2 separate regions of the Mus musculus genome follow, and region 1 is linked to region 2. A link is a loop called in an ENCODE intact Hi-C map of the cell type or tissue named here. Cell type or tissue: heart. All regions are shown on one strand. Each heading gives the region's core, and the rest is flanking DNA. Links, peaks and the distances in the headings are about the cores only. Region 1 overlaps AI463229 (a long non-coding RNA gene). Region 2 holds the start of Gm31600 (a long non-coding RNA gene).

Region 1 (16,550 bases), core at 2,722-10,721, 100 kb after region 2:
ACAAAACAAAACAAAACAAAAAAAAGACTGTTTATCACAGAAAATAAATGAGCAAGGCATGCTGGTACATGTTTGTGATCTCAGAGCTCAGAAAGCTGAGGCAGGATGGTTGGGAGTTCCAGGACAGGCTGGGGAGACTCTGCTTCAAATACTGACTGACTGACTCACTCACTCACTCACCCACTCTAGGAAAAACAACAAAACAAAATCTAAAACATAAGTAAGCAATTCGAACAAAGGACATGGTCAGAAGAGTCAGAAGAATTATAATAGATTAAATGTTTTTCTATCACGCACAGACTAAGAGAAATGCAAAATCATTGGGACCCTATGCCACTGTGTCACAAGCGTCCATGTCTTCTAAGGCTCAGGAAGGATTCAGAAAGGATAGCGCTAACTCCAGTAGGATGGCTGTGAGCCAACCTCTACGGTTTCAAGTGGGAACCTGAATAGTCACGGCTTCCATAAAAAGCTATTTGTAAATACATGTCAAATGTTATAAAAAAAAGTACACATTAGTTGCTCCTGCAAGATTCCATTTCTAATTTTATGACTAGATCACGGACTAACTATATTTCATTATCTTGAGTACTCCATGATAGTAGGGTATTTGTGAAGAGATGAGAACTTTTTTTTTTTTTTAAAGAAAACAGTGGTTGGAGAATCAGTAAGGTATTATGATAGAAATTTCTTGTGCATGTGTGGTGTATACATTTGTGTTCCTATGTCTTGCGTACATGTGTGTGGGATATACATGTATGTATGTATTCAGGCATGTAACTACGTACATAGTGGCCGGATGGGGATGTTAGGTACCCCTCTCCACCACTCTCCACAGTATTCTCTGTACACAGGGTCTCTCATTCAACAAAGAGTGCTTGTAGTTTTCAGGTAAGCAGGAGGCCAGCAAGGCACAGTAATCCTCCCGTCTCTTCCACCTTTTCTTGTTTGTTTTGGTCGGTTGAGACAAGGTCTCTCTACAGAGCCCCAGCTATCCTCGAACTCACTGCATGAGCCAGGCTGGTCTTGAATTCACAGAGATCAGTCTGCCTCCTCACAGGTGGTTGTGGTCACGTGACTTTTTCAAGTGTGCGTGTGATAGAAATCAAGATCCTCGTGTTTGCATAACAAGCACTTTCGAATTGATGAAATCTTCTGTAATTATTATTGTTATATACACAGAAGCACACATTCTTATCTATATGACCTACTGAGTCCAGTTGGTGCTGCCCATAGGCACATGTGTTTAGGGCTGACCACTCAGGGTTAAAACCTACTGGGACTTAGCCATGAAGTAATTGGAGTCTTCCTCTCTTGGCAGCTAAGAGCTGCTAACAGCTTTTCAGTTAGGGGCGGGACCTTATGAAATATTTCCTGTACATGTTGGCATGTCAACTGGTGTGGTCCTGTGAAGGCATTCTTATTTTTGAGAGTTTATGGCAGTAGCATCCTTACCATGTTCAGAATATACTGTCTCACGGCAGTTGGGCCTATCCTCTGGCTCTTTCGATCTCTCTGCCTCTCCTCGCTAAGGTTCCCTGAGCCTCAGAGTCAGTACCTCTGTTGTAGATCTCTCAATCTATCAGATCCCTCTTCTAAGGCCCGAGTTTCTACTACCAGTATTTTCTCCCCAAAAATTGATCAGTGAAATGATTATCCTAGAAACACGTTCCTGACAATGTAGTAGTTCTCGTGGGTGTTTTTGTTATTTTTATTCACTTACTATTTTGACAGTGAGTAAAATAACCAAGAAGCAAAACATAAACGAAAGCCAAAACCAAACCAATCCAAACAAAAAAAGACCCTAGGAGACCAGTTGCCAAATTAAGTACACACACACTCAGAGCCAAGTTATTCCTGTCATATTTAATCAACTTGCTTTTGTGTGACTCAAGTTTATTGTGTTTGTCAGTGTGTGTATCTGTTGTAGAGACCAGAGGAGGGCATGGCTTCTGCTTTACCCTCCGGCTTATTCCTTTGAGGCAGGGTCCTTCATAGAACCTGAATCTTGCAGCCTTTGGCTAGGCTGGCAGCCTTCCAGAAGAACCAATCCTGTCTTCCTCTCACTCAGTGCGGGGTTATTGGTGGGCTAGGAACCAGGTCTAGCTTGTTTTATAGATGTCGGGACCCAAACCCCAGTCTTAAGATTCGCAGAGTGGGTGAATGCCCTTAACCCCGAGCCACCTTTCCAGCCTGAGATTGGTTCGCTTTCAAAACATTCTAGTGAGCATTACTCTTAAGGATTCAATCATATTACTAGCGTATAGTCATTAGAATGTGTTACTGAGCTTTGGTTACATTGTGATCTGACTAAGGTCCTTCACTAGTGCATGGCTTCTGGGTGGAACCCCTGGGACTGAACTCCGCATCATTCTTTTTCATTCAGCATCCACGCACTGCATGGTAGAGCTGTTAAAAAAACAAACAAACAAACAAAAAAAAAAACAGTAAGACCTGCTGTTCCTGTACCAATGATACAGAATTCATTCTTCTTTAGTCTCAGAGCTAAATGCAAAGAATACATCTTTATTATCCTAATAACCATGGTCTGTGTGTATTTGGTGAGACTCATGGAATTTCTTTGTTTTGTTAATTTTCTTTTTGATGGACAAGTATGAATGCTTGTGGGGGGTGGGGAGGGACTGCTTGGGAACAAACCTCTGGGTTGCAAATGTCACACACCTGTCAGCCATGAATGGTCTTTTCTTTGGCCAGCAGTTGTGGTGTCTTTGTGCTTGGCTTCTCTTTCCAGCACCCTGTGAGTGAGCTCTCATCACAGCAAGACCTGCCTCCCCCCCACCCCCATCTGCTCTGATAGCCAGTTCCCTGTAAGCAAATGCTGAGAAAGTTCCAAAAGGTTGGGATCCAATGCAGGTTCAGTCTGCAAGGTCCAGAAAGCCCCTCCCACCAGACTCTTCCTTCTGCCCTTCCTCACTGCTCCGTATCCAATCTTAAAACCCCACACTGTGGGAATTTCCCAACTTTCAAACATAGCAATCCCCCCCCCACACACACACACAACTTATACCCATTATACAGCCGGACTGAGCCATTTAGTATGATTGTTCTTTGTCTATCACATACTATTATGCTCAGTAAATGTCCCGAGTAACAATGGGAGGAATACCCAAATTGAGCAACAACACCGAATGTACCAGACCATGTATTTTAAGTAAGATTAGATCAGGGAAGATGTCAATGTTGGCCATTTCAGGGGGTAAAGAACCTAGAGAAGGCAGAGTGCCTTGTGGGCCAGTTCTTGGCTTTTGCAGTTTGTTCCTTATTTCGGTTTCCTGGCTGCTTTTGAAAGTCCCTTCAGAGGTCACGCTGATGAGTTCTTGTAGGATTCTCTACTGGTCCATCTCAGACAGTCTTAGGATCTGGGGGGGAAACCATACTCTATGCTGGCTGAGAGCTTCTTGAACACAGCTAGGTAAACAACCCAAGTGCTGTTCATCACCTTCCTCCTCCTCCTCTTCCTCTTCCTCCTCTTCCTCTTCCTCCTCCTCCTCTTCCTACTTCTCCTCTTCCATCCTCCACCTCTTCTTTCTCCTCTTCCTCCTCCTCTTCCTCCTCCTCCTCTTCCTACTTCTCCTCTTCCATCCTCCACCTCTTCTTTCTCCTCTTCCTCCTCCTCCTCCTCCTCCTCCTCTTCCTCCTCCTCCTCCTCCTCCTCCTCCTCCTCCCCCTCCTCCTCCTCCTCTTATGTTTGTTTGTTTGTTTGTTTTCCCCAGACAGGTTTCTTTGTGTAGCCCTGGCTGTTCTGTTCTGGAACTTGCTCTGTAGACCAAATTGGCCTCGAACTCACAGAGATCTGCTTACCTCCGCCTCTGAGTGCTGGGACTAAAGACGTGCGCCACCATTGCCAGGCACCTTTCCCCAATCCCCCCAGGTCCCACAGCTCTTGATGCTTTTATCTCACTGGAGATAAAAGTAGATTCTGCACAATACAGCTTCCCACCACGGCAGCAGGCCTTCCAGGCACCAATACCAAGTCATCTAAGGAGAGTAAAGCCAGGGCTAGTTTCTGGAGCCTTGCTTACCCACAAGAGAACGTTTAATGTTTCTGCTGCTGGGTGCCAGGTATTTTGCTGGGGTGTGGCATCTGATGATGAGCCAAATGTGAGAAATAGATTATTATGGTCCTCTTTCAAAATGAGGTGTTTTTAGAGTTCATTAGTGTTACAGATGAGGTGGAGGCAGTAGATCCCTCTCTCCCTAGCTCATGTTTACTTGTCCTAGAGCCCTGAGAGATGGAAACTTACAGGTAGTCTCACTGCCTGAGCCCAGAGAAGGGGGCCAGTCTCAAGTCCCAACGTATTTGTTGGATAACGTTATGTCTTACAAACCAACGAGATGGGAGCATTTGGGACAGGGGGAAGTCCTAGCCTAAAAAGAGAGGATAGGAATTTCCTGTTATGGGCTGTACTGGGGGCAGGGGAGGAGACCTTAAAAAAAAAATCACAGCCTATGCCGATCAGCATGTTGACCATCTTTGCCCCGCCCCATGGTGATGTCCCTTTCTGCAGAATGGTGTAGTAAAACCGCTTCATTTTCACTAGTTTTAAATTTTTGTTCTTACACTATTCCCAACACAAGGACACATGTTGTTCCCTGGCCACAAGGATCCTAGGCCAGGGGGTCAGAAGGTACTCACGAAGCCTGGCTCAAATCCTAGCCAGGTGACACATCTTGCTACGGAGCTGTAGAGGTGGGACAGCAGGAACACAAAGGAGGGAGCAGGATGGGGCTGTAGACTGTGTGTGTCTCATCCTCCCCCTCCCCACCCCCGCAGGCCACAGCCTCCGAGAGGAACTGGTGAGTGCTTATGGAGCAAAGAGCATGTAGAACCTTCTAGTCTCTGACCACGTGGTAAGATGGAGCATCTGTCTCAGCAAGCTTTGCTCTCTCTTTTCTCTCTGGCCTATTCTGGTCCCCTTTCTGCAAGAGTTTGATTTTCCCTCTCTTTTCTCTACATGTCTGCAGGTGTGTCAGTACATGGATGGATAGACAAACACACACGCTCATGCACACATACTTAGGCACATACACACTTAGATACACACTTATACACACACACACACATGCTCATGCACACATACTTAGGCACATACACACTCAGACACATGCACACACTCACTCACATACACTCAGACACACACTCACACACACACATGCTCATGCATACATTCTCAGGCACACACTCAGACACACACACACTCAGACACACACATTCAGATACACTCAGACACACAAACACACTCAGGCACACACACACTCACACACACACTGAGACATGCATGTCCCATGTGGGGATAGGTTGCACTTCCTCTTTCAGCTGTGGCTTCTGGGCAGCTGCTCTACTCTGTCATTTCTGCCTTATGAAGCTTTGTCCCTATTCAAGTAACAGAAAGCAGAAAGTGGCCCGGGAAACTCGACCTTCAAGCACACAGAACAAAAGAGAGAGCCACTGTCTTCCTGGAAATGGTGCATCAAAACTATTTGCTGGGATTGGCTTAAAGCTGGCTTGATGGCTATGGTCTATTTTTGGATGGGTCAAGCTGGTATAAAAAGGATGTGTGAACGTGAAGATGAAGAAATGCACTTTCTATGGACAGAACTAAGACTCACCTGAATGAGTCTAGGAAAGAAACTTAACTCAGTTACAAAATGCTGGATAAAGCCAAGAGACTTAATAAAGTACTTTCTTGTCAAAAAAAAAAAAAAGAAAAGAGAAAAGAAAGGAAGGAAGGAAGGAAGGAAGAAAGAAAGAAAGGAGAGAAAGAAAGAAAGAAAGAAAGAAAGAGAAAGAAAGAAAGAGAAAGAAAGAAAGAAAGAAAGAAAGAAAGAAAGAGAGAGAGAGAGAAAGAAAGGGAGGAAGAAAAAGTGAAACTGTGTATCTAAATGACAAAGAGCGATTTCTTTACTTTGTGGGTTTCATGGCTCAGGCAGAAGAGGAGTTAACGCGCCATCAGTGCCAGGAAGCAACAGACCAAAAGTCACTCTGGCTATTGCTTGGAACAAGTTCTGCGCAACCAGTTACCGTTTCTCAAGTGTTCTGAAAGTGAGCCAAGAGCAGTCTGCAGAAGCGGCGGCCGGCCGGCTAAGCAGCAGCGTGGACTGTTCTCATCTCGGGCAGACGGCCGAGCAGCTTGTACAGTTATCTCTTTAATTGGCATCTCCTTTGCTTTTATTTAAAGCAGAGCCTTCTGGTGCGAAGTGCACTGAACTACCAGGGTGCTTGCCCCAGCAGACCACGGCAAAGTGACCTCGCTTCTGGAGGTGTCAGAAGAGTCCATCCACGGAGGCAGAGGCAATTAAGTCAGAGCCCTTTGACTATCCTTCCCAATCCAAGACTGCGCTCAAGATGAAGCGTTGGCAAATTGCGGTCCAGAGTGGGCCAATCCTGTCACAAGTCGAGCATGGCCTTTATGTCTCTCAATGGGGAAAAAAAAAATCAAGAACAAAGTCGTACTTTGTGATTCATGGAAATGATCTGACTTCAGATTTCAGTGTCTACAAATAAAGTTTTATTGGAATACCAGTGTGCACATCCACTTGCCTATTGTCTATGGCTGCCTTTCCAGTGAATGGAGTTGCTGAGTGGTTGCAACATAGTCTAAGGACTCACTGTCTGCTACTTTCGAGAGAAACTGTGCTGGTTTCTGGTGCCCCCCCCCCCCCCCCCCAGAAATCTTCCTTCCCTGAATCTCTGAGAACATCGTTAACTCACTGAGCTACAGTCAAGAATGAAATGAGAGAGTGAACATAAAAGCCCTGCTTTTAAAGCTCAACCCTTGTACATTCTAGGCGTGCACTCACATTTCCAACCCTATAAAAAGTCTGAGAAGCTTGAAGGCACTTGCACATATTCTTAATTCAGTTGTATCGAGAAAGAAGATCCGATGCACACATACCCAGCCACTAGGTATTGCTGGAAAGAGAAAGAACAAACAAGTCCTTCCTAATGCTTTGTATAAAATAAGTTCCATTTTTCTTCTTCAGGACTGGAAACAGTGTAAGGCTACAGATGTGTGAAATTATATACATCTGGAGGAGAGAGAAATAGCAACATGCTCATGTATGCCTCAATGATTTAAACTACTTCTGTAGTTTCATTTATATTTTAAAAGATTTACTTATTTTTACTTTATGTGGATGGATACTTTGCTTGTGTGTATGTATGTGCACTATGTGCAAGCAGTGCCCGTTGAGGCCAGTAACGGATCTGTGGAAACTGGAGGTACATATGGTTGTGAGCAGCCATGTAGGTGCTGGGACTCAAACCTGGGTCCTCTGGAAGAGCATCCATTCCTCTTAACTGCTGAGCCATCTCTCCAGCCCCATAATTCTGTTTTAAAATAAATAAGAAGAAAGACCCCACACACACACTTAGTTCAACATTAATGTTTCAAAGTCTCTCTCTCTCTTAATTTTCATAGTAAATGTATATCTGTTATGGATAGGAACTGGTTGACATGCATATCATATTAAATCCCAATGCCATGTTCCATGCAGTTGAAAGATTCAGAGCTAAGTATTAAAAGTTAAATAGAAACCAGCTATAAGCCGGGCGGTGGTGGTGCACGCCTTTGATCCCAGCACTCTGGAGGGAGAGGCAGGCAGATATCTGAGTTTGAGGCCAGCCTGGTCTACAAAGTGAGTTCCAGGATTCCAGGACAGCCAGGGCTATACAGAGAAACCCTGTCTTGAAACCCCCCCCCCCAAAAAAAACCAAAAAACCAGCTATAGTGGTACATATCTTTAATCCCAGCACGTAGAAAGGATAAGCAGGTGGGTCTCTGGGAATTAAAAGTCAGCCTAGTCTATGCGTAGTGAGTTTCAAAACAGCCAGGGCTACAAAGATGTCTCGAAATCAGAAAAATATAAAAAAGAAACTAAATAGATTTTTTTAGATAAATCATATTACTGTGATTTATATTTTCATGGCAAAATATCTGAATAACTTGCAACTAGTTAGTTTATCTTTTTGAATATGTTTAATTAAAAAGAGCAAAATTCTTCTTTTTAAAAATTTATCTTATACAGAAAGTTAGAGATTGTCAACCTTTAAAATGGAGTTATAGTTTCACAATGGCAAATGAAAACTGGTTGGTTTGCTATGACAGGTTCAGAGGTGCCCAAGAATAATCTAGAAACATCATCAGATGCATAGGTACATGTTTCTTCTTCTTCTTCTTCTTCTTCTTCTTCTTCTTCTTCTTCTTCTTCTTCTTCTTCTTCTTCTTCTTCTTCTTCTTCTTCTTCTCCTTCTCCTTCTCCTTCTCCTTCTCCTTCTCCTTCTCCTTCTCCTTCTCCTTCTCCTTCTCCTTCTCCTTCTCCTTCTCTTTCTTCTCCTTCTTCCCTCCTCCTCCTCTCTGTTCTTCCTCTTCTTCTTCCTCCCCTCCTTCCTCCCCCTCCTTCCTCCTCCTTCCTCTCTTCTCCTTGCTCCTCCCCACTCCCTCCCACACCCTTCTCTGTGTTTTCTGAGACAGAGTCTCACCATGTAACTCTGACCGGCCTGAAACTCACTATGGAAACGAGGCTAGCCTCAAACTGATAGAAATCTCCCTGCTTCTGCCTCCTGAGTGCTGGGATTAAAGGTGTACCCTACCACGACTGTTCTAGAACTTCTATTTGAGTTTCGTTTTCTAACCATGACTGTTTCTAAAGCTCCCAAATCAACGTAAACCATGCCCCCCTTGCATACTGCTAGAAATAGCCATGTTCTTTCCATTAGAGGCCAGCTGTTGTGTTCAGCTGGTGGGGCTTGCCATGTGGGCAGCTTTGCTGTGGGTTGTCATCTCTAGGAAGAGCCTAGATCCTGCTTATTCTCCTGAGCTGTGGAACAACATCAAGCCTGGAAAGGCAAACCTCAGGAGGTGGGAACATCAAGTTAGGCTGGTAATGGGGCTCCTGGGGCAGCCATGAGATGTGGGGTAAGCCATGGCATCCTAACTGCTCCTCATCAAATGGGGGTGACAACAGACTCCACAGCATCATACCTGAAGCATTCCATGGAGGAGCGCTCGCACCATGTATGGTGGGAGGGACTCTTCCAATAAATGCTAGCCATTTTTACTGGCATCATAAGGCAGTCAAAAGTAAAAGACTAATACATTTGTTTTCAATCCTGGGGTTGCTGGGTGGGTGGTTGGGTTTATCAGTGAGCTCAACCTCTAGCTTCCAAACACGCATTTCTTGATGGTAGAAGGAAGGAGAGCAATAGTTGTCTTTCTGTTTCCTACAAACCCTAAATCAAGGGGTGACCATCAGCTGTCTTGCTCACTCATTGGTGATGGACGGAAATGCCTGGAAAAACCCATTATCCATCTTAAGTCAGCATCGAATGCCTTAGACAGAGACGGCTCTTTAGTGTTGAATGAGTTTTGCTTGTACATTAGTCTCCATCCAACAAAATGATGAAGTACACATTGGTTGTTGATGTGTCGGGAGTGGCCAATAAACAGTGATAAAGGATCTTTTGTCTCCTTGCAATAAACAGGGGAACTCCTCTTCCCCGACATGCTTGATAAACACCATCTGGAGTCATCTTTCTCAAGAGGGGCTCATTGTGTGATGTCTGCTAAGTGCTCTCTCTCTCTCTCTCTCTTTCTCTTTCTGTCTTGGTCTCTCTTAGCCTCTGTCTCCCTCTCTCTATATCTCTCTTTCTCTTTCTGTGTGTGCATGTGTTTGTCTCCATCTCTCTCTATTTCCCTCTGCCTCTCCCTGCCTATCTCTGTCTGTCTGTCTCAGTCTCTCTTATCTGTCTCTCTGTCTCTCTATCTCTGTGTGTGTCTGTCTTGGTTTCTCTCAGTCTCTGTCTGTCTCTATCTCTTTCTCTGTGTCTCTGTTTGGTCTCTCTCAGTGTCTGTCTCTCTCTGCCTCTCTGTCTCTGTCTCCTCTCCTTTCTTCATTCCCTCCGTTCTTTCCTCTTCCTCTCTTAAAGTGTAGTAACTAAAGGGCTCCCTGTGCGTGGTCCCAGTTTTTAATGGATTCCCTCCTGACTCAGAAATTCAGCTATCTTTAAATTTAATTCTCTGCATTAAAAGGATGGTTGATCTAGAGGCAGGGTGTTGGGCATTTGAAATTGTTAGGGCAGGGCATAGATTTGGAGAAGTTGTATGTGGATGATTAATGGCTAAGAGAGGAAGAAGTATTTAAAATATGAGTTGTATTTAATGAGTGGACACTCCCTCATGTGCTTTTATTTCAAACAGTAAAGAGTGAAAGAGAGCTTTGGATGTTGGATGGGTTTTTAATCAAACACTACAGTAGACATAGAAGACCACTGCGTTGAGTGTCTGCCTCTATGCATGACGTCTGAACTTCAGTAACTGTTGAAAGAATTTCCATAATCTTGGTTCCAGGCCACAGACCTCCAAATGTGTGTACTTCAATGCAGGCGGCCTTCAAATCTTTTTAACGGTGAATGAGTCATGATCATCTCTCTCGGCCTTCCTTCTTGCTTCAGTACATTTGGGATGTATAGCAAAAGTCCCTTTGATCACAATGGCTTAAAATGGTTTATTTGTATTCTCTCTCTCTCTCTCTCTCTCTCTCTCTCTCTCTCTCTCTCTCTCTCTCTGTGTGTGTGTGTGTGTGTGTGTGTGTGTGTGTGTGTAGGTCACACCAGAGTTGCAGGAGTCAGTTATTTCCTTCCAGCTTGTAGGTACCGAGGACTGAACTCAGGTCATCTGCCTCTGAAGCTAGCATCTCTACCCACTGAGCAATCTTGCAACCTTAGGCCTTCTAAATTTTTGCAGCAGAAAATTATTGGTTACAGTTCTAGAGGCTGAGAGGCTCCAGACCAAGGCACTGGCAGTTATGCTGTGTGCAGGGGCCACTCTTTGATTAAGGGATCACGTCTTCTCACAGTCCTCGCATCCATGAGCAAAGAGGTGCTCTTTCATGAGAATACTGGTCCATTCATGCGGACTCTGCCCTCGTGACATAATTTCCTCTCAAAGGCCATGCCTCCCATGAGATTTACAATTTCAGTGTACCGGTTTTGTGGGTGACTCAGGCACTCCATCCCTACTGCTTGCCTTTCCCCTCCTCTTTCTAAATTCACATTCCACATGCATCTTCACCTGTCTACAGAAATCAGGCCTTACTGTCTCTAGGCAGCTATTACAGGTTCTGACCTTGTTTCTTTATTACCTAACAGGGCCCACAATGATATTGGAAAGTTAGAAGATGGCATCTGGATAAAGACTAGTGAATATAGAGCTAGAGAGGTGGCTCAGTGGTTAAGGGCATTTGCTGCTCTTATAAAGAACCTGGGGCTCAGTTCCCAGGACCCACATGTTGGCCCACATTATCTTTAACTCCAGTTTCATAGGCTCCAACATCTATGTCAAACTTTCTTCAGCACTGCACATATGTGTTACACGAACATATATGCAGGCAAAACACCCATAGACCTTAAAGAGGAAGACTAATGAATATACACAATTTTCAGGATTTAGTAAAAAGAAACAAAAACCTGGAGGAAGATTTTTGTGGTTGTCTATTTCCAAGCTATAATATGGTGGAGAATGTCACATCCTACAGAGGGCAGCTGGCTCTGGTTGGTCACCATCATGGGTGAGACTCTGGAAAGATGGACAGTTGCAGGTTGTGTAATGGAGTACACAGGGTTCCCACCTCAGTGAGCTCGAAGTCAAACAAACATAGCCAAGACATAAAAAGGTAGAGAAAGATTTATTACCTGCAACAGGTATGGAGAACTTGGAAGTTACTTCCAAAGCAAGCCCTCCACGAATGAGGCAAGCATGGTGATTTTAGTTGGAAAAGCACACTAGAGGTGGGGCCATTCCTGAGCATGCTCAGTGAGTCCCTTGTTCGAGACGCTGGAATGGTGGACAGATGCCTCTGGGTGTGCTCAGCTGGCATCATAAAGTTTTAGGTGAAGATAAAGGACCCTTCAAAGGTTTCCCATAAACAGGCTTGCTTTGCTTAGTAGAGAGCAATTATGCTCTTCAGATGCAGGGGTGAAGCTGGGAGCACAGCGTTTCATAGAAACCTGTCCCTCCTCCCCCAAACAAAGAGGTGTGTGTGTGTGTGTGTGTGTGTGTGTGTGTGTGTGTGTGTGTGTGTCTGGGCAGGGGAGAAGGTGAGTCACACCCCCTCCTCCACCCAAGCTTCGGGCAGCATACTGGAGAAGTTGGTCCTCCTCTTGGCTGAGTGCCTGCAACAGTACATCTACTGCCATCTTGTGAATTCAGTCCCCTTCAGCACTTTGAGCTGCTCAAAGTTCTTAGAGGAACATTCTAGGGGTGGTGGCATCCATCCACGATGCGTTTTTTTGCTCTCAACGAGCCCTCTGTCAAAGCGAAAGTAGTACCACACCCTAGATCAAGCTCCAGCCATGGCCAGATTCCCCTCGTGAAATCCGTAGACCAGCAGCTTGTCATAGTTGCGTGGTGCTTCAGTTCTTGGCTGGAGGGTGAGTGCATCCACTATGACCGAGGTTGCATTACTTGCCCTCAGAATGGCTCTGAACCTGACCCTGCACACAGTAGGCCCTCCCTAAGCCTTGCCCTCTGACAGAACCACTCATCAAGGGTGAGGCGCTTGAGTCTGTGGGCAACAGCAGGCCATGCTCCGGTGTGAGTTGACTGTGAAGAAATCCCTTAAGGAGGGCTGTCTATTTATAATATGGGTGTGCCCCAAGACAGACAGGGGCAATAGAGCAGAGCTATGATCCCTCAGATGGGTGGGTGGAATCTTTTCCCACAGGCGTCTTTTGAATACATGTGACCCTTACGTTGCTATTTTGGGAGACTGGGGAACGTCTAGGAGGTCAGTCCTGGCCAGCAGAAGTGGGTCACTGGGGTGGGCCTGGATGAATACCTGAAGATTAAAGTACTTAGAATAATGTCTAACTCAACAAGCATTCTACATAATATTACTTTTTATGATGATTTTTTTCAAACTACTTAAATTATCTAACCCCAGGGGCCAGAGAGATGGCTCAGTGATTAAGAACACTGAACAATTATCAGAAAACCTGGGTTCGATTTCCAGCACCCACAGGACCACTTACAACACCTGAAACTCTAGTTCCAGAGGGATGTAAGGCTCCCTTCTGGCTTTTTCCCCACTTTGGGGCACTGCATACATGAGGTACATAGACCGACATGTAGTCAAAACAAATGTAAAAGATTAAAAAAACCAAAAAACAAAAACAAAACTAATCCTCTACATTTAATACCTTAGAGACTTTTGAAGGAGAAAAGAAGATACGACCAGATAGGAATAGATGTGTTTAAATTTTTTAAAATTATGTTGTTTTTGGTAATATGTATGAGGTACTGTGTAAATAAATGGGATTAACTAAATAAGGTGTAGTTTCTATTCTAGTGGACTCAGTGTTCAACTGGGGACACACAAACAAGTTTCAGGGCATAATGGCTTGCAAGTCTTCTGTAGTCCACTGTAGGAAAAGTTCCAGGACCCCATCTGGATAAGTGGGCGCCAGAAGCTGTGGGTAGTCCCAGCCTCCATAAATACAGGTTTTTACTAAAGCCCAACATAAATTAGTCACAGAAAGAGGTAACAAAATACAGAAGGAAAAACTGAGGATAAGGGTCGTTTGAAGCAAATGCTGCCTGGAGAAGATTGTGTGGGCGTGTGTGTGGGGTGTGTGGAGGGGGGAGAGCCCCAGGCTGAAGAGAAAGATGTCAGCTACGGATAGGGGAGCTACGGATAGGGGAGAATGGTGCGCCTGTGAAAGACAGATCAAACGTGTGAGAGATCTTAGGTTGCTGGCTGATAACAGAAGTTGCTCATAGCCCAATATTCAAGACTGGCAGAAGGAAAGAAGAGTTCTCCTAGACCAGTTCCTGGAGCCTGGAATTACCAACTGGGAGTTTGAACTTCACCCTGACAGCAAAGGGCAGGGGTGAGGACTGAATCAGAGTCCGTGTCTCAGTGTTCATAGTAGTTGGAGAAGATTCTGGAATGGAGATGAAAAGGAGGCTGGCGAGACTGTCACGGGGTGGGGGAAGAGGAGGGGGAGGGGGTCTAGAGCCTTGCTGGTTTCCTCATTCCATCATTACTGCTCAAAGAGGGATCTAAGGACCAGCAGGGCCCTCACACTGCCCAGAAAAGCCTGTCAGGCTCACGATTTCCCAAGCCCTTTCCAAGATCGACTGAGGGGCAGTGTTCTCAGAGGACCCTCAGTTCACAGTGAAGGACAAACCAGTCCCTTGCCTCAGGCTGCATATTTAAGCTCTGAGCTGAGCTGCAGGAGCCGGAAGTGCTAGTGGGCTTGTGGTCCAAATTTGCTCAGGTGAAACACTGGCAGAGGGGCTGTTGGCCTTGGAAGATGGTGACAGCGGATCCTGGTGCTTCTCAGCCCAGGCATTTGTGCCTACTGTGGGAACAAGGACATGCTTCAAGACACTTCTGCTCACGAGGCTCCGAAGAATCCGATCAACCTCAGGCCTCATCTCAAGTTAAACACGGCTCCCAAGGTGCAGCGCCCCATCAGATTTCTTCTGTACTTCACTAATGGTTCCATTTACAACCACGGTTTTGGGACCCTTTCTTGACTCTAAGCTTCTAGATGATTTTTATATTCTCCTTTTTTGTAGGGACAAGGCAAGATCTTTTTAAAAAAAAAAAAATTCAATCTGCCAGCACCACTTCCGTTTGGGAGCAAAGCCGTTTCCATTTTCCATGAAGTTAGCTGGAGAGAAACAAGACTACAGACTTGGGGAGAAAGAAAGAAAAGCTACAACCTGATGTCTGGATACCCTGTTTCCTGGTTGAGACTCAAAGGCCAAGGCATAGGAGATATCCAGAACACCACCCCTAGTGGACGAGACCTCTCTGCTATGATTTGAATGTGCACTGCAGAAGCTCCTGTGTTGAAAATGAACCCCAAGGTCTTGATATTGAAGGTTTGGGGAGGAGGAAGCTTTGTGAGGTGATTGGCATTGGATGAGGTCATGAGGGTGGGGCCACCTCAATTGCTTGTGTGACTTCATAAGAAGAGGAATTGCGATCTGAGCTAGCAGCCTGTTCCATCTCTGAAGATGGGTCCTTCTCAGATGATGGGCAGGCACCAGTGCCATCTCCCTTTCCTTTCTAGCTCTAGAAGTTCAAAGCCAAATAAGCTTCTCTTATTAACTTGGTCTTCTGTGTTTTGTTATAGCAACAGAAATAGATTAAGATGATGTCAAAAGCCTTTAACCCTGCCATTTTTCTCGAGCTACTGTAGAATGGTATGGCATGTCACTGCATAGGAAAAGCCAGAAAAATCTTGAGTGTTTTGTTTCCTTTCTTTTACATGGCAATTCAAAAGACTGCTTGGTAAAGCTCGTTGGGTATATCAACCTTGCCACTGGCAGCTCACCACAGAACATTTAAGCTTGCCACTCTTCTCTTAGAATGAAGGCTCTGCCAAGCAGCCAATAATCCCTTCATTGCAACTCAGGGAGAAGAGAGATGAAGTAGAGTGGGTGGAGGTGTGCGGAAGAGTTTCCCATCCTAATACGTCAAAGGTAACTCTGAAAGGAACGCTTGGGACATAATCCAACAAAGGCATCTTGCCAAATAGAATGCTACAACAAAAAGAGGAAAGGGTTAAGACAAAGAGTCCCTGGTAGATCTGGCTTGTCACTTTGGTTCTGTTGATAATAGATGCTAATTCCCTGTCATAGTATGTGTATGTGTGTGTGTGTGTGTGTGTGTGTGTGTGTGTGTGTGTGTTAGAGTCACTGTAGGATGTTTAGTGTCCCTGGCCTTGAGTCTCAGTTATGGGAATGGAATATCTCCCTAGGACGTGTCAATGGCTCCAGGGCAGGGAATACAGAGATCCCTGCAAAGAACTGCTGTGTTGTCTAGTCTTCATTGTTAACTTGATGTAATCTACAGTCACCTGGGAAGAAGTCACCTCAGTTGAAGAGTTGCCTTAGTGAGTTTAACCTGTGGGTGGTTGTGGTTGAGTAGGAGTGGCCCCCATAGGCTCATAGGGTCATTAGGGAGTGACAATACTTGACAGGGATTTGGAGGTGTGACTAGGTCTGGTTGGGATAAGGTCTGACCTTGGAGTAGGTGTAGCCTTGTCGGAGGAAGTATGTCACTGGGGGCAGGCTTTGGGATTTCAGATGCTCAAGTCAGACCCATTGTCTCCCTTCCTGCTGCCTAGTGATCTAGATGTAGAGGTTTCGACTACCCCTACAGTACCATGTCTGCCATGTGTGCCACTGTGCTTTCTGCTATGATGATAAAAGAAGTTTATAAACTACACCTCTGAAGCTGTAAGCCAGCCCTGCCATGGTCATGGAGTCTCGTCACAGCACTGACTAAGACAATGCCTTTGGGTCATTCTCCTGATTGATGACTGACATGGGATGGCCCACTGTGGACATGGGATGCTCACTGTGAGTAGCACCATCACTAGGCGGTAGGTCTTGGCTGTATAAGAAAGCCAGTTGAGCATAAGCCAGTATGCAGCATCCCTCAATGGTCTCTGCTTCAGTTCCTGCCTCCAGGATCCTGCCTTGAGTTCTCACCCTTTCCTTTTCTCAGTGATG
Region 2 (16,550 bases), core at 5,589-13,588:
AGGAAGGTTTGTAATATTCAGGAATATTCAGAGTGTGTCACCATGGAATCTCTATTATTAAGACCCTCTTTGTGGCTTAGAAGACTTGCTGTCATTGGTTTTATCCTAAGATCTGTAGAGCTGGTTTATAATACTGTATTCTTAATTGTATGGATAATATATTTAAAACACATGTGGTAGCTGAGGTTCTGGTTCCATTTTGAATGAGTGTGCTGCGTCTCCACCCCCTTTCTATTCATATCTGCATCTGGAAATCATCAAACTATCACAAAGACAATCCAATGAGTGCAGTTAATTTGAGGTATAGATACCATTGAGGTTATGAGCAAGATCGCTATCATCCAGTAAGTATTTGGTGATATGTTATAGAGATCTGAAAAACTGGAACATGTGTGGGATTCCCAAGGACACAGAGAGGAAGCAAAGTGCAGACAAGACCGACTTCATGAACTCAGAAGTTCTGGGAAAAGATTTTTTTCTTTTAATTAAAATATTTATTATTAGTTTTAGATGGAGGCTGCTTATATTGGTCAGCTTGGTCTTAAACCCCTGAGCCCCAGTAATCCTCTTGCTTCTATCTTCCAAATGGCTGGGACCATAGGCTTCAACCAGAGGGGAAAACATTTAATCCCATTTTGCTTAAATCACCCAAAACAGGTTAAAGATGTGCCAAGGACCCTTTTCTGCTTTCTTTCTTTTTTTTTTTTTTTTTTTTTTCTGTTTGTGCCCTAGCTAGTTTAATGTCAACTTGACACAAGCTAGAGTCATCTAAAAGGAGGGAGCCTTAGTGGAGAGGAAAGATTTCTATAGAATCCAGCTGGAGGGTATTTTCTTAATTAGTGATTGATGGGGGAGGGCCCAGCCCATTGTGGATGGTGGCAGCCCTGGGCTGGTGGTCTGTGCTCTATAAAAAGGCAGGCAGAGCAAGGCAGGAGCAAGCCAGTAAGCAACAGCACCCCCTCCATAGCCTCTGCGTCAGCTCCTGCTCCAGGTTCCAGCCTTGGTGAGTTCCTGCCCTCACTGCTTTTGATATGAAACTGTGAGCAAAACAAACCCTTTCCTCCCAGAGCTGCACTGGACATGGTGTCTCACTGCAGTGACAATAACCCAAACTGTGGCAAAGTGTTTCTGCTCTAAGACTGAGGTTCCTTCATGGTGATGGACCAGTCATCAGGATACTGAATTATTGCAGTGTCTGCAAAGCCTTGTGTGTGTCAAGCCCAATAATAATAGAATAAAGACGTCCTATGCAAGTGGAAGTCTGTGTCACTAATCAACTTATTTAGAAGACTTTCTAAATTTATATAATCATATGTAATATGTATTGTTTATTTTTTCTTTGTCAGAAATGGTGACAATGAGTTACTTTTCTCATTGTTGCCACCAGATATCTGATAAGGAGCTACTTAAGGAAGGATGGGCTGATTTTAGCCCGAAGTTCCAGGGTACAGTACATCACAGTGGGTGGAGCCATGGCAGGAGGAGGTTCGGCAGCTGGTCACATGCATCAGCAGTAAGGAAGTAGAGCGAGGTGGGTATCTCGCACCCTGGGCTCAGTTTTTCCTTTTTATTCAGGCCTGCACAGAGGACCATAGTACAGTGCAACCAATGGGCAACTGCTTTAAGTTCTGAAGAAGCTGACTGTGCTATGACACGCTTATTGGAAATAATGGCAATTATGGGGATACCTGCATGAATTAAAACTGATAATGTTTCTGAATATGTATCCAACAAGATGAAGCAATTCTTTGCATATTACTATATAAAGCATGTTACTGGTATTCCACACCATCCCACTGGGCAATCAGTTATAGAAAGAACCAACCGTACCTTTTGTGTGTGTGTGTGTGTTGCTTCTTTTTTTTTTTTAAATTAGGTATTTTCTTCATTTACATTTCAAATGCTATCCCAAAAGTCCCCCCATACCCTCCCCCTCCCCGACTCCCCTACCCACCCACTCCCACTTCTTGGCCCTGGCGTTCCCCTGTACTGGGGCATATAAAGTTTGCAAGACCGATGGGCCTCTTTTTCCACTGATGGCCAACTAGGCCATCTTCTGATACATATGCAGCTAGAGACACAAGCTCTGGGGGGTACTGGTTAGTTCATATTGTTGTTCCACCTATAGGGTTGCAGACCCCTTTAGTTCCTTGGGTACTTTCTCTAGCTCCTCCATTGGGGGCCCTGTGTTCCATCTAATAGCTGACTGTGAGCATCCACTTCTGTGTTTGCCAGGCACCGGCATAGCCTCACAAGAGACAACTATATCAGGGTCCTTTCAGCAAAATCTTGCTAGTATATGCAATGGTGTCAGCGTTTGGAAGCTGATTATGGGATGGATCCCCGGGTATGGCAGTCTCTAGATGGTCCATCCTTTCGTCTCAGCTCCAAACTTTGTCTCTTTAACTCCTTCCATGGGTGTTTTGTTCCCAATTCTAAGAAGGGACAAAGTGTCCACACTTTGATCTTCTTTCTTCTTGAGTTTCATGTGTTTTGCAAATTGTATCTTGTATCTTGGGTATTCTAAGTTTCTGGAATCCACTTATCAGTGAGTACATATCATGTGAGTTCTTTTGTGATTGGGTTACCTCACTCAGGATGATGCCCTCCAGGCCCATCCATTTGCCTAGGAATTTCATAAATTCATTCTTTTTAATAGCTGAGTAGTACTCCATTGTGTAAATGTACCACATTTTCTGTATCCATTCCTCTGTTGAGGGACATCTGGGTTCTTTCCAGCTTCTGGCTATTATAAACAAGGCTGCTATGAACATAGTGGAGCATGTGTGCTTCTTACCAGTTGGGGCATCTTCTGGATATATGCCCAGAAGAGGTATTGCGGGATCCTCCGGTAGTATTATGTCCAATTTTCTGAGGAACCACCAGACTGATTTCCAGAGTGGTTGTACCAGCTTGCAATCCCGCCAACAATGGAGGAGTGTTGCTCTTTCTCCACATTCTCTCCAGCATCTGCTGTCACCTGAACTTTTGATCTTAGCCATTCTGACTGAACCAACCGTACCTTAAAAGAGATGCTTATTTAAAAAAAAAAAAAAGGAAGAGTTAAAAAAAATAACTCAAGGGCAGACTAAATAATGCTTTGTTAACTCTCAATTTTCTTAATGTTGGTGAAGAAGGAACAACAGCAGCTGAGAGACACTGGGTTACCAAAAAAAAAACTGAGGAACTGGACGAACCAATACACTATAAGGAAGTGTTGACATTAGAATGAAAACCTGCAATAATATTAAGATGGGAACGTGGCTATGCTTATGCATCTACAGGGAATGAAAGAATACAGCTACCAACTAAGCTTATAAAGATTAGATCTGACCAAGGAAGACTTGTTTTGTTTTGTTTTTCGAGACAGGGTTTCTCTGTATAGCCCAGGTTGTCCTGGAACTCACTTTGTAGACCAGGCTGGCCTCGAACTCAGAAATCTGCCTGCCTCTGCCTCCCAAGTGCTGGGATTAAAGGTGTGTGCCATCATCACCCGGCTCACAAACATGTAGCCCAGGCTAGCCTTGAACTCATGATCCTCCTGCCTCTGCCTCCTTCATCAAATCCTACTGGCATTCGTGACCACTATCAACTGAGACGTGAATGTCTTCACAAAGAAAATACCCTGCGTGATTGATTCACTCTCACAGACTGTCTCTGTTATGGATTTCTCCAAAATATGCATGCAAATTGACTTCGAAATGGTAGCCCAATTGATCGATCACACAAAGACTGGATAACACACAGATGGAGGAAACAACACAGAGACAGATGAAGGAGATGGACATAAGCCAGCAGGTAGAGAGATGCTGAGAGAGATGCTGAGAGAGACGAGAAGGGAGCAGCAGGCCAGGACTGAAGAAGAGGTCACTAATTAAATGGTAGATATAGTATAGTTTATATAGTTACGAGCTAGTTATGGAATGAGCCAAAGCTCATCGCCTAGGCACTTAATAATAAATAATTAGTCTCGGACTCATCATTCCAAAATTGGGGGCTGGGCTGGGAAAGAAAAGATGGATTTAAAATTGTCTTAATGACAACCCATAGACAAAATGGTCTTTCCACCTTCATTAACCTAATCTAGATAATTTCTTACAGGGATGCCTACATGCTTGCCTCCTAGGGGAGTCCAGATTCTGTCAAATTTGACACTCAATATTAGCCATCACATAGGGTCTCATGTAGCTCAGGCTAACCTAGAACTCTCCATGGAGCTGAAGATGAGCATGGACTTCGATCCTCCTGTCTCCACTGCTCAAGTGCTGGGATTATACAGACACATCCCCACAGTATGCTTACGTATCTTTTGAATTAACAAATACTAAACCCGGTGTGGTGGCATATGCCTTTCTTTTAATCCCAGCACTCTTGGGATGCAGAGCCAAGCAGATCTCTGTGAGCTGGAGGCCACCTCAGTCTATATACAGGGCTGTTAGATAGAAAAACACTGCCTGGAAAAACAAACAAACAAACAAAGAAAAATAAAACCACACAAAGAGAATAAATAAAAACTGAAAGTTCAGTTGTTATCTTGTCTACGGAGGGAGTGGATACAATTGAACCATTTCCGGACAGGAAGCTCGAAAGTTTGGTAAAGGCAGCTCCTCTGCCTACCATTCCCTTCCTCTCCTCTCCACTCTTCTCCTCCCCCCTCCCTTTCTGTGTAGCTTCATTTCATGTAACACCATGCTTTTGTTTGTTTATAACATAGTGTATTGCTGTGCTTTCCATCACTGTGACAAAATGCCCAAGAGAATTAATTTAAATTGAGAAAAGGTTTTGCTTTGGGCTTAAGGCTTCAGTACATGTGTGTGTCCATATTGGTTTGGGCCTGTGGTGAGACAGCATATCACAGCAGGAGACAGTAGATGAGGTCTATTTATCGTGGAAAAGCAAAGAGAGGGGTGATAGAGAAAGAAGGTAGAGTCGGTGGTAACTAGTCTTCATTGTCAAGTTGAGTAGATTTGGAATCACCTAGGAGATATACCTCCAGATGAGATCAGCTAAGGAGGGAAGATCTGCCTTGAATGTGGTGGCACCATCCCATGGAATGAGGTCCCAGACTGAAGATAAAGGGCAAATGAGCTAAGCAGCAGCGTTCCTTGCTCTGTGCTCCCTGCCTGGTACTCAGTGTGACCACCATCTCTCAGTCCTGTGGTCACAGGACTAGTGGCTTTCATTGCCATGCCCTCTCTATAGGGGTGGACTTCATCCTCACACCGTGACCCTGAAATCAACATTTCCTTCCTTCCGTGGCTTTGGTAAGATATTTTGTTTGTTATGTTCACAGCACTGAGAAAGGTATCTAATACTGGCTCTCAATACCCACTCAAAGGCATGCCCGCAATGACCTAACTCCTTCCTGTGAGACCCCATCTAAAGAAGAGAAAGAAGGTCCCACTGCCTTCCAAAAGCCCCATGAGCTAGAACCCTTTCAACACATGGAGCTTTGGGAGACGGTCAACATCTGCCCTACAACAATGACATAAAGGGTGAAATGATGTCGGGTACCATTCGTATGTGTCAGGACTGTTGGGCCTCCCTTCTTTGCTGTGTCTTTATACTTACATTCCATTCACTCTCCACATCCATGGATTCCACTAATAGAATGTACATTAGGGGCTGGAGAGATAGCTCCGCAGTTAAGAACACTTGCAGCTCTTGCATAGGACCCAGATTCAGTTCCCAGCACCCACATGGTAGCTCACAACCAGCTCTAAGTCCAGTTCCTGGATATCTGGTGTCCTCTTCTGACCTCTCCAGGTACCAGGCATGGACATGGTGGACATACACATATGCAGAAAATACTCATATACATGATAAAAACATGTAAACATGCTGAGAGAGAGTCAATGGGGACGGGGAGAAAGAATATTTTAAAATTTATATTTTGAACATGTAATAATTTTTGTTATAAGTAATCTAAAGATGATCTGTATACACATGTTTATAATATATTCTATGCAGATACATTGCAATTTTATAGAATATGAGCGACTGAGGCTTTGATTATCTGCAGGGAGTTTGTGAACCAATCCCCTCGGGAGGCCTGAATTCGCTTTAATATCCAACACCAGGGAAAACTTTCACAATCTGTATGCACCGCCAGACTGGAAATACCCGAGACACAGAGGTCTGCTGCAACCTTTTACAGTAATAGAAGCTTAAAATGTGCTCTTCTCGTGAGAACCCCAGACACTGGTCAGAGGGCCTCAGAAGGCTCTCTTTACAGGATTCATTCTGCCCTCAACTTTCTGCTTACTGTTGACAATTCTTTCTTCCTCGGGGTGCTTTTCGAAGGGACTTTACTCTTGGATTATCACGGCAAGCCTGCAAGCAGATGGCGTCACTGTTGAATGAGGACCCGGTCGGTGCCTTGGATGAGCTCTGGAATTGGAGTTGGAGGTGGGATTAGGAGGAAGAGAGACCTGTGTACCAGCAAACGCTCTTCGTTTCACTCATTGTCTAATCACTATCTGATCCCTGCCAAGTTCTCATTTGGCATGGGGCCTTTTCACAGGTTATCTTCACGACTTCGTGAAGCAAATATTGCTGGTTTTCCCCACGTTCAGATGAAGAGCTCTGACCAGTGAAGAGGCTGGGTAATTCATCATCTAATGTCAGGTAGCTGCTGGGTGGCAGAATTAGAATCTGAGCACACACACGGCTCTGTGACTCCAGAACTGTAACCAGCACAGAGGGGTCTCCTGGTCAGCTCAGGTCTAACACCATGAGCACCCGCTCGCTCTTATCTTTGCAAAGGTGAGGTTTGCTGTAAACTGAAGCCAGATCCTGACAGCTGTCTCCTCAGCTCCCTGGCATTTATCACTTCTTGCTTACACTTCCCAGGGACTTGCAGCCATGTAAGTGGCTTAACCGCTACCGGCTCATCCTTGAATTGAATGCACAGATGGTACCCAGCTAGATGTGACTTAACCTAATTATTTTGTCCCTTTCACGGTTGGAAACAGTCATCAAGAAGGAGAGACTTTAAAAGATTTATTTAACCCTTAGTATCTTAGAAAAAAAAAAGAGAGGCAATTATCTTGAAAGCAAATGAGTCTGTGGCTTTTCCATAGGAGAGACATCACCACCACCACCACCACCATCACCATCACCATCATCACCGTCTTAGAAGACAATTTAGAGCCCATTGCACCTAATAGCTATCAAGTCAACAAATGCCATGTGGAAGTTGAAGAACTCACTGTTTCATACATATGGTGGCTGAAAAAGTAGGGCATCCTTCTGGCTTGACGGCTCAGCCTCTCTTACACACATTGATGGTAATTTATCTCTCACTTCCTATCATCTTTTCGGGACCCAGAACTATTTTACCATCTGCGGATGGCTTTAATGGCTGTTTCTTCAGTGTCTCCACCCTCAACGCTACCCTACCCCACCCCCAGGCTTCAGGCTATAGCTCTACCCTATACCAATGATTTTAAGATGGGTGGCGACAAATCCCAATCAACTCCTCAAATCCCCAAAGATGGTTCACTAGAACCACCCCCTTCCACAAATACAAAAACAAAAAGCCACATATGCCTGCAATAAGATCCTCTGATCTTTCAAGAGTTCTGCCCAGCATACACATTGGAGAAAGTGAGGAAGATATTTGTATTGGGAGGTTGGAGGGACCAGTCAGGAGTGTCTCATCAAGGTCAGAAACGAGGGATTGCGGTCTTGGGTGTGAGGATGCTGCAAGGGAGCAGCAGGTAGTATCTGGCAAGCCAACACTGTGGCTGGGGGATGAGGGACAGGTGGAGAGAGGACCAAAGCACTGCCTCTTAAAGCTGCTACTATTGGACTGGAAAGATGAGCATCTTTGTAAACAGCTAAAAATATACAGGAGGAGGTTAGGGAGACCGAGGAACTGACTACCTGCTTGTAGGAAAAAAGGTGTCCTTGTTTCAAGTCCACGGGACCACAGCCATAGATGAAGACGTAAACACATTGTAGACTTGACTTACCAGTGTAGGAGCTGGCTCCGGACTCTTGCTTCCAGGGGAGAGTTCCTTTGTGTTTTTTTGCATTTGTTTTTCTTTGTTTGTTTGAGACAGGGTTTCTCTTTGTAGTCCTGGCTGTACTGGAACTCACTCTGTAGACCAGGCTGGCCTCAAACTCAGAGATCCCCCTGCCTCTGCCTCTGCCTCTGGAGTGCTTCGATTAAAGGTGCATGCTACCACCCTCTGCTTCTTTTTGTTTTTGTTTTTTGTTTTGTTTTTTAAACATGGTCACACTCTGTAATTCTGGCTAGCACAGAACTATGTAAACCAAGCTGGCCGTGAGCTCACAGATTACCCACCTTCCAGGTGCTAGAATTAAGGCATGTGTCACACTAGGCTAAGAGATTCTTGTTGTTGTTTTGTTTTTGAGACAGCGTCTGTCTCTGTTGTCCTGGATGTCCTGGACCTCACTATACAAACCAGTATGGCTTGGAATTCACAGAGGTCCCCCTGCTTCTGCCTCTCAAGTTCTGGAATTAAAGGCATGCACCACACCTAGCTAAGAAATTTTTTTGTTTGTTTGTTTTTTTTTCTGAGACAGAATTTCTCTGTGTAGCCCGACTTCCCTGGAACTCTATATGGACTGGATTTGAACTCAGAGATTTGACTGCCTCTCCCTACCCAAGTGTTTGGGATTAAAGACATATGCCACCACTGCCCCGCTGGAATTCCTTTTAATAGTCCATTTCTTGCTTACAAAACAAAGAAATCTAAGTAACAAAATTCATCTGTATTTTTCCCTACTAACGTGGCTGATTTGGGTCCCAGTTACACATTACAACTTACCTCTAAGTGTTTAACAAGGCACCTCTAAGTTTCATGCAAAGAAGCAATGCTCTGAAGCATAAATCCAACTGCCTACTGATCTCTTGCCCTGTTCTTTCCAGATGAGACTCCGTTCACCTCTTGTCAGCAGGACGTTGATTTGTTAACACTACCCATGTCCCAGGTAGCAGGCTCAGATGGGTCTCAAAATAGACCAGGAACAGAGGGTTGATAAGATCCCAGTGGGCAGAAGGTAATGTTACACCATCTATGATATAACCTCTAGAATGAGCGCTGCTGCCCTTTGCTCTAGAATCCAGCTCTGGTGCCTTGCGAGGTATAAAGTCCTCAAACGACTGGGGATGCAGTGTTCTCAGGCTTTCCCTTGAAGTTAGTTAAACTTCCACTCGAGCTTTTGGAGGCGTCAAACGAGCAGTTTTCAGCCTTTTCTTTCCTTTCTTTCCCTTATTTTGCTTTAGAGGGACGGGTGACCAAACAAATGTTCTGGGGGGCCGTTTAAGCAGAACAAAATCCTTTGCGAGAGCACGTGCCAGCTTTATTACAATGCACGGCACACTCTGAGAGCTTTTGGCACGCACTGGAGCACAATTGAGTTCTGGGGCTTTGGGGACAAAGAAAGGCTGCTAATTTGTGCAGCCACTGCCTGAGAACTGGGAGCTGGGCGGGGAGCGTGGAGGACACTCCTCTAAGAAAGGATGTTAGAGAGTCAGCTTAGATGGGTTTTCCAGACGTAAGAAGGGGAAAGACCCATCTGGGGTGATATCCCGGTTTCTGCTGATCCGCAGGCCTGATGTCAGGATATCTTGTCCCACCCCGTATAGTTCAAATCTCTACCTTCCCCGCTGGAAAGTCACCTTTCTTAAGCTACACAGCTGCCACCTCTGAGACTCTTCTGAGAGGAAGGCAGTGTATGCTAATATTTATAGAGGAAACCAGGAAGTGAGGCGACGCAGCCCCAGCTTCCTGATGGAGTTGTTGACTCACACTGCCATACTTCCAGTGATTTCCTTCGTTTCTTTGTACCTCAGTTTCTTAGCAAATCATGAAGGATGAAAATGGAATTCCCCTAGAGATACAGGGAACACCTAAATCACATTTATGATTTTTTTTTTATATAACCAACATAACTTTCTTACATAAAAGATTGCATCTTTATGGTTTTCTCCCTAGCATAGGTCTGAAGAAATACTATTTGAGGTCCGGGGAGTGTGTGTGTGTGTGTGTGTGTGTGTGTGGTCATCTGGCTGACTCTTCATTCCCTGACTTCCCTCCTCTTTCTTCTTCTTTTCCTTGGTGCGTTTCTTATGTCAAGTTTCTTATGTGAAGTTTTGCTTTTGGGAGATTGGAGTTTATAATTTCTCTTCGCTCATCCCCAAAGCCGGCAGCTTACAAAGCTGTGTCCCAGGGTCTGTTAGGTGATATAGATGACAGCCACAAACTTCTTGGTCACAGCTCTTTGTGCTGTTTAACGTATTTAGGTTGCCCCTTTGTGCTGGCTTTTTTTTTTTTTTTTCCTCTTCTTCTTCTCCCTTTCAAAGTGTTGACTTTATTGTTTGGCTAGGATGAACACTTCTCTTCCTCTTGGGTTTGGGACTGGCCTCTGCTTTGTCTCCCTCTGTTTTTGAAATGACATGCAATTTGCTGGGCTTTGCTGGATTATGTCTGGGTTTTTGTTGCTGGTGTACCCAAATTGTCACTGGTCCCCAGAACCTTCACCACCTCTAGTCCAAGATGGATGAATCTCGATAGAAAGGTTGTCTGTGACATTTACAAGAGATATGCATTCTTTAAAAACTGCCTTCTCTCTTCGGTTGCCTGCAAAGGGAGTTCCCCTGGAAGGATAAAAGAGCCAACAAACCCACAGGGCTGTTATCTTTTCCCCCTGCTGTGTGGCCAGGCTGCTCTGTTACTGGACTTACTCTCAGGCTGGTTCAGAGTGGAACACCAGGTCTTTCCGACAGAGTACTGGGCAAACTTCAGGTGCTCTTTACTTCCTGACCAGCTTTTTCTGACTCCCCACACATGATATTTTCCACTCCTGGAAGCAACACTTTTTTTTTTTTTTTTTTTTTTTAACTTTGGTAAAGTACATTTTGGTAGATACCCTTGGATCTTACTGACTCATCCCAAAGCGTGTTTGGTGCACCAGAAAGCACTAGATCTGGTGTGTGCGGTAAGAATAGTGTCTCAGCCGCTGCGCTCCCAGAGCAGGGTGTGTGCAGGTGGTGATGGGGAGGCCGCCACAGGCTCACACTTTGTAGGAAAAAGAGAAAGATGTCCAACGATAACTATATCACAATGTTCAAAGTATAAGATTGTCTAATAAGAACAAAAGTATTCCCCTATCTTCCTATGTGCCAGGCACCAGGGCAATCAGTGTGGACTTTAGTCCACTCTTGCAGGACTTACATTTTCACTTCTTTTGACAGACGAAGGGATGGAGCCCTGAGGAAGCACAGCTGCTTCTTCAGACTTGGCCACCAAGGCTCTGCAGCAAAGGGAGCCGCCCTTTTGGATGGCGTTGGACTGTGCTAGGGAAAGTCCTAGAAATAAATCCTCTCATGTTTCCCTGAAAATGGATTTGTTTCTCCAGTTCTAGAAGGACACGGGGTGGAGCTAGTTGTGCTTAGAAGATGTTATGGATGCCTGTTTTGCTTCCTCAGCCTTCAGGGGTAATCACCCAATGTTTTCCAGGTGACCTTGGCTCTGGGCTGGATCTGTGGGTTCTTTCATGCACTTAAGGGAAGCTTTGGACTATTCTGCTGATTCCACGAGGGACACCTATTTACAAAGAGATTGAGACATGTGTGTGTGCACATGTGCTTTGATACCAGTGACTAAGTTTCTACTCATAAAAGGGAAAATTCTTTCAAATATATCTAAAACTATTAAGATGGCTCTGTCAGCTCCAAGTGGGCATCCCAGAGATCAATATGTTTGCCAAGGTCTTGGGCAATGTCTCTGTTGCTATATTTAAAGGGCAAGTCATAGTTACTGAGTTCTCAGCATCCTTTGCTGCTGGTTATCATCTTTTGAATGAACCCATTCTCTTAGTTTCTCGGTGTTGATGTTAATTTTCATTATGTACATGTGGAGGGGTATGGGTACAGGTGTGTGTGGAGACCAGCATGTCCAGTGTCAGTCCCCTGGAGCTGGAGTTACAGGGTCATTGGTTGTGGGCTATCTGACATGGGTACTGAGACCTGAACTGGGGTCATCTCCAAGAGCAGTACATACTCTTAACTGCTGAGCCATCTCTCCATCCCTGGCTTTCTCGTTTTCTTAATATATTGTTTTCTTAGTATTGTTTGAGTCATGTTTTGCTTGTTTCTCCTGGAGCAGCGTTCTCCAAAGACACACATGTAATGAGAGTTTTGGTTTCTTTAAAAGCCCCATTATGTTACATGAGTGTGCTTTTGTTTCAGTCCTAGGTGTGGGATATGGCACTACTTCAGATTGTCCACAGCAGCTGACTATGATTTGCCTTGTGCTCTGGCAGGGGTGTGATTCTGCCGGCTGAAGATAGTTTGTGTTTGGAATTCTGGGGGACTCTTGACAGGGTTTTAAAATGACAGCACCCTGAGAGGCTGCTGAGGCTGCTGCTCCCTGAGCTGCTGGTAGCTCCTGTTGTCGTGGTTTGTCAGGAAATCCTGAGTAAAGAGACGAGAAGAAGAAATTGGATATCCTGACAATGAAGACTGGACTTGCCACAAGGAACTCAATGCTCCTAATCAGCAGGAAGTAGTCTAAAGAGGTCTATGGCCCCCTTTCCCTCTAATCATCTTTCTCTTCTGTTGGGGGGAGGAGGGGTTGGAAGGGTTGGGAGGTAGATATAAGAATCTAATAAAGTAACCAGAAAGGATGGTTGCATACACATATTCTCTAGTCCCAGGAAACTCTCATTTTCAAAGATCACATTTATTGCCAAGGCTTCAAATGGGAGCTCCCTGTGCTTGCAATGGCTTCCATGTCTCTCTCTGTAGACTACACCTTCCCTTTCAGTTTTGGAAGATTAAACCTTCTACTCCATGTAGCATACAGAAACTTCAACTCAAATGATCCAAAGAACTAATACCCACTTGGAGAGGGCCAGTGCATGCCTGTCATCCCCCCACTCAGGAGACTGAGGGAAGAGGACCACAAGTTTGAAAGTAACCTATGCTACTTGTTTCAAAAAGCCATAAATAAATAACACACGTCATGTAACACACTCTATCCACCTCACATCCTTTTGTTTTCTCTACCTGTGAAGGGTACTTCCCATGAACCATCTGTCTGCCCAAGCCAGGGGCCATTGCCATCCTCTTTGATTGTTTCTGTTCTCGCTCTCCATGACACTATTTGTGTAAGTCCTCTTTCAAAATGAATTGTATGTATTTGTTGTTGTGTATGTGATCCTGGACCGGAACTTAATATGTAGCCCAGGCTAGAATTCTTGTCAGCCCTCCTGCTACATCTTCTGGAGTGGTAGGCAGTCAGGTTTGAGTTACCAGGCCTGGCTCATGACTTAGATCTTTTTACACTCCACTTCCATTCCTTAGTTTATCGCTTCCCTGTGTAAAGTCCTGATAACCCAAGCAAGTCTCAGGCTGCGACTTCGGTGGTTGCTTTTGTTCTTAAGTTAGGGTCAACACTGAAGCTTGGCTTGTAAGACCCTGAATGGCCTGGCCCTAGCATTTGCTGTGGTACTGACAAGTCTCCAATTTCAAATGCTACATTGTACCTCTATTGTCTTTACTCTGTATCAGTCTTCTTTCACCTGGTCAATTCACCTTGTCAATTTTGCTCCCCAACCCAATCTCTCTCTCTTTTGAGACATATTTCTCTCGTAGCCCTAGCTGTCCGAAAACTCACTCTGTAGACCAGGCTGTTCTCAAACTCAAGAAATCCATCTTCCTCTGCCTCCTGAGTGCTAGAATTAAAGTCGTGCATCACCACTACCCAGCCATTTCTGCTTATCTTTTAAATAACACTTAGAATATTATTTCTGGTTACTTTCCACATTCTTCTCAAACAATTAATACTACCTTCTTCTACCTACTTTTCTCATTGATGACGTGACAAAAACACCCAACAGAGGTGACTATCCCATGGAGGAGTTCACTTTGGATCATGGTTTCAGGTGGTGCACGGTGGAAAAGAAAACATGGCAGAATTCACATGGCAGAGATGCTCCCCACTGACAAAGACCCCTCACATGCCAGTAGACAGGAAACAAAGTCTAGATCAGACCAATAGACCTGCCTGTACTGACCTACCTGTGCCAGCCAGGCCCTGCCTTCTATGGGCTCCACAGCATTTAACCATATCCTAGTGATGGAGAGTTTAAAACATAAGGCTGTAGGAGACATTTCTGATTCAAATCCCAATACTATCACAGTGTTAATTGGTACTGCCTGTAGACTGTGCTTTGGGGATATAGGGGTAGAACTGTTTTTTATACCATTGTATCCTACCTAGAGCTTTGCAAATAAGAGGGCAGAGGCCTATGTTAGATATTTGCTAGTTAAATATTTACCTATGGTTGCATAAGCATTTACCCTAAAATGTAGTGGCTTAAGACAACAAATTTAAATTATGTCAGTTTTTCTGGGTTGGTATTTCAGGAACAGTGCTGCTAGGTGTTTGTCTTAGAAGGTCAGAATACCAGTTGGGGCTGCTGTAATCCAAAGGCTAAAGGGCCTTTCTCTAAGATGGTCACTCACATGTTTGTTGATAGGAGGCCTCTGTTATGGAGAAACTTTATAGGCCTCCCCAGATGTTTGCTTGAGAATCTGTTTTTTGTTTTTTAAATTTTAAAAAATTTATTTATTTTATATATGTGAATACACTGTTGCTCTCTTCATGCATACCAGAAAGAAGGCATCAAATCCTATTACAGATGGTTGTGAGCCATCATGTGGTTGCTGGGAACTGAACTCAGGTCCTCTGGAAGATCACTTAGTGCTCTTAACCGCTGAGCCATCTCTCCAGCCCTTGTTTGAGAATCTGTATGAGACATCTCTTAGTTTGCATTTCCATGGCTGTGATGAAACATCATGACTAAAAGTTGGGGAGGAAAGGGCTTATTTGGCTTATGCTTTGAAGGAAATTAGAACAGGACCTCAAACAGGACAGGAACCTGGAGGCAAAAGCTAATGTAGAAGCCAAGGAGGGTGGGGGTAGGGGGCTGCTGCTGCTTACTAGTTTGGTCCCTAAGTTTGTTCAACCTTCTTTGAACCCAGTACTATCAGCTCAGGGATGTCACTATCCACAATGCACAGTGCCCTCCCGTACCAATCACTAATTAAGAAAAGGCCCCACAGCCAGATCTCAATTGACTTCCCTTCCTTTCGACAACTCTAGCTTGTGTCAAGTTGCCATTAAACTCGCCAGTGCAACCAGGTGTCTTATTTATCCTAAGAAGCTAAGAAAGAGCAAAAGAGAAACTGTTGTATCCTTTTGAGGTTTGTGGTACTAGGAATTGAATTTAGAGCTGCATGCAAGCTAGGCAACTACTCTGTTACTGAGTTACATTCCTAGTCTAAACTGCCCTAGTTCTCACTTGAGTAATTATTTTGATTACATTGACAGGAAGGAATTCATTAAAAATGACTAAATATCCCCCCCCCTTTTTTTTTCAAGACAGGGTTTCTCTGTATGGCTCTGGCTGTCCTGGAACTCACTTTGTAGACCAGGCTGGCCTCGAATTCAGAAATCCACCTGCCTCTGCCTCCTGAGTGCTGGGATTAAAGGTGTGCGCCACCACGCCTGGCTACCACTTATTCTTAATGGGAGTTAATGGGAGAAGAATTAGACTCCACCTTTTGAAGAACAAAATATCAAAGAATTTGTACCTATATTTGGAAGTGACTGTAGAACTGGAATAAAATGAGCATAAGTTAAATAAATGGACTGTCCAGTGGGGCATTGCCACACATGCCTTTAAGCCCTAAACTTGGGAGGCAGAAGTAGGCAGATCTCTGAGTTCAAGGCCAGCCTGGTCTACAGTGTGAGTTCCAGGACAGCCAGGGCTATACAGAGAAACCCTGTCTCAGAAAACAAAACAAAACAAAAACAAAAATCAAAAAACAAAAAACAAAAACAAAAACCAAAAACCAAAACAAAACAAAGCTAACCAGATAAACAAACAAACAAACAAACATACTGTAGTCTTTTGGACAAGAATGGCTCCCATAGATTTATGTATTTGAATGCTTGGTTTCCAGCTGATGGAACTGTTTGGGAAGGATTAAGAGGTGTGGCTTTGTTGAAGGAGGTGTGTCACTCAGGGTGGACTTTTAAGTTTCAAAAGACTTGCATTATTCCCAGGTCACACTCTATGTCTAGTGTTGTCACAAGAGGTAAGCTATCTGCTATTGCTCCAGCACTATGTCTGCCTGCCTGCTGCCATACTTCCTGCCACAATGGTCATAGACTCTTCCTTTGGAACTCTAAGCCCCAGTAAACTCTTCTATAAGTTGCCTTGGTCCTGGTGTCTCATCAAAGCAATAGAAAGTAACTAAGATACACACCAATCCAAGATCCTGTCATTCATTCATTCACCCACTGAGTCTTCAACACCCACTGCTGCAGGAGTTTCTTTGAAGGAAGGCTGGAAATTCCCTTGGGGAAGAGAACACATGAAAGTAGAGTTGGCCTTGGTGCTCAAATATGAGTGATTGGTCTAGTGACCTTGTCATTGGTATCCCAGATTATCCCAGGTCCTGATCACCATCAGCCATCTTCACGGTTTGTTTCTGTCATCACTCC

The links. Hi-C counts contacts between places; a loop is a spot of excess contacts. Peaks named below come from ENCODE experiments on the same cell type or tissue, not always from the same donor. Only the 100,000 strongest peaks of a DNase experiment are listed, where the experiment ranks them.
Region 1: a loop joins it to region 2, with 1.8 times the contacts of the local background. A loop is called at or near these places in 3 of 42 quality-filtered maps.

Annotation. Positions count from the first base shown.
Region 1 is chr13:37,647,016-37,663,565 of GRCm38, reverse strand. It overlaps AI463229 (a long non-coding RNA gene), which reads left to right. Exons shown (of 3, transcript XR_382206.3): 2 at 4,796-4,872; 3 at 5,405-6,553. It overlaps Gm40917 (a long non-coding RNA gene), which reads left to right and starts at 15,467. Exons shown (of 3, transcript XR_873257.1): 1 at 15,467-15,515; 2 at 16,163-16,397. In heart, for the core only: no CTCF peak of the experiment used is centred there; DNase peaks (open chromatin) are centred at 5,355 and 6,135; H3K4me3 peaks cover 381 bases; H3K27ac peaks cover 680 bases.
Region 2 is chr13:37,754,321-37,770,870 of GRCm38, reverse strand. It overlaps Gm31600 (a long non-coding RNA gene), which reads right to left and starts at 9,308. Exons shown (of 3, transcript XR_382211.4): 1 at 8,799-9,308; 2 at 6,266-6,390; 3 at 2,936-3,035. In heart, for the core only: no CTCF peak of the experiment used is centred there; DNase peaks (open chromatin) are centred at 9,020 and 9,480; H3K4me3 peaks cover 671 bases; H3K27ac peaks cover 2,754 bases.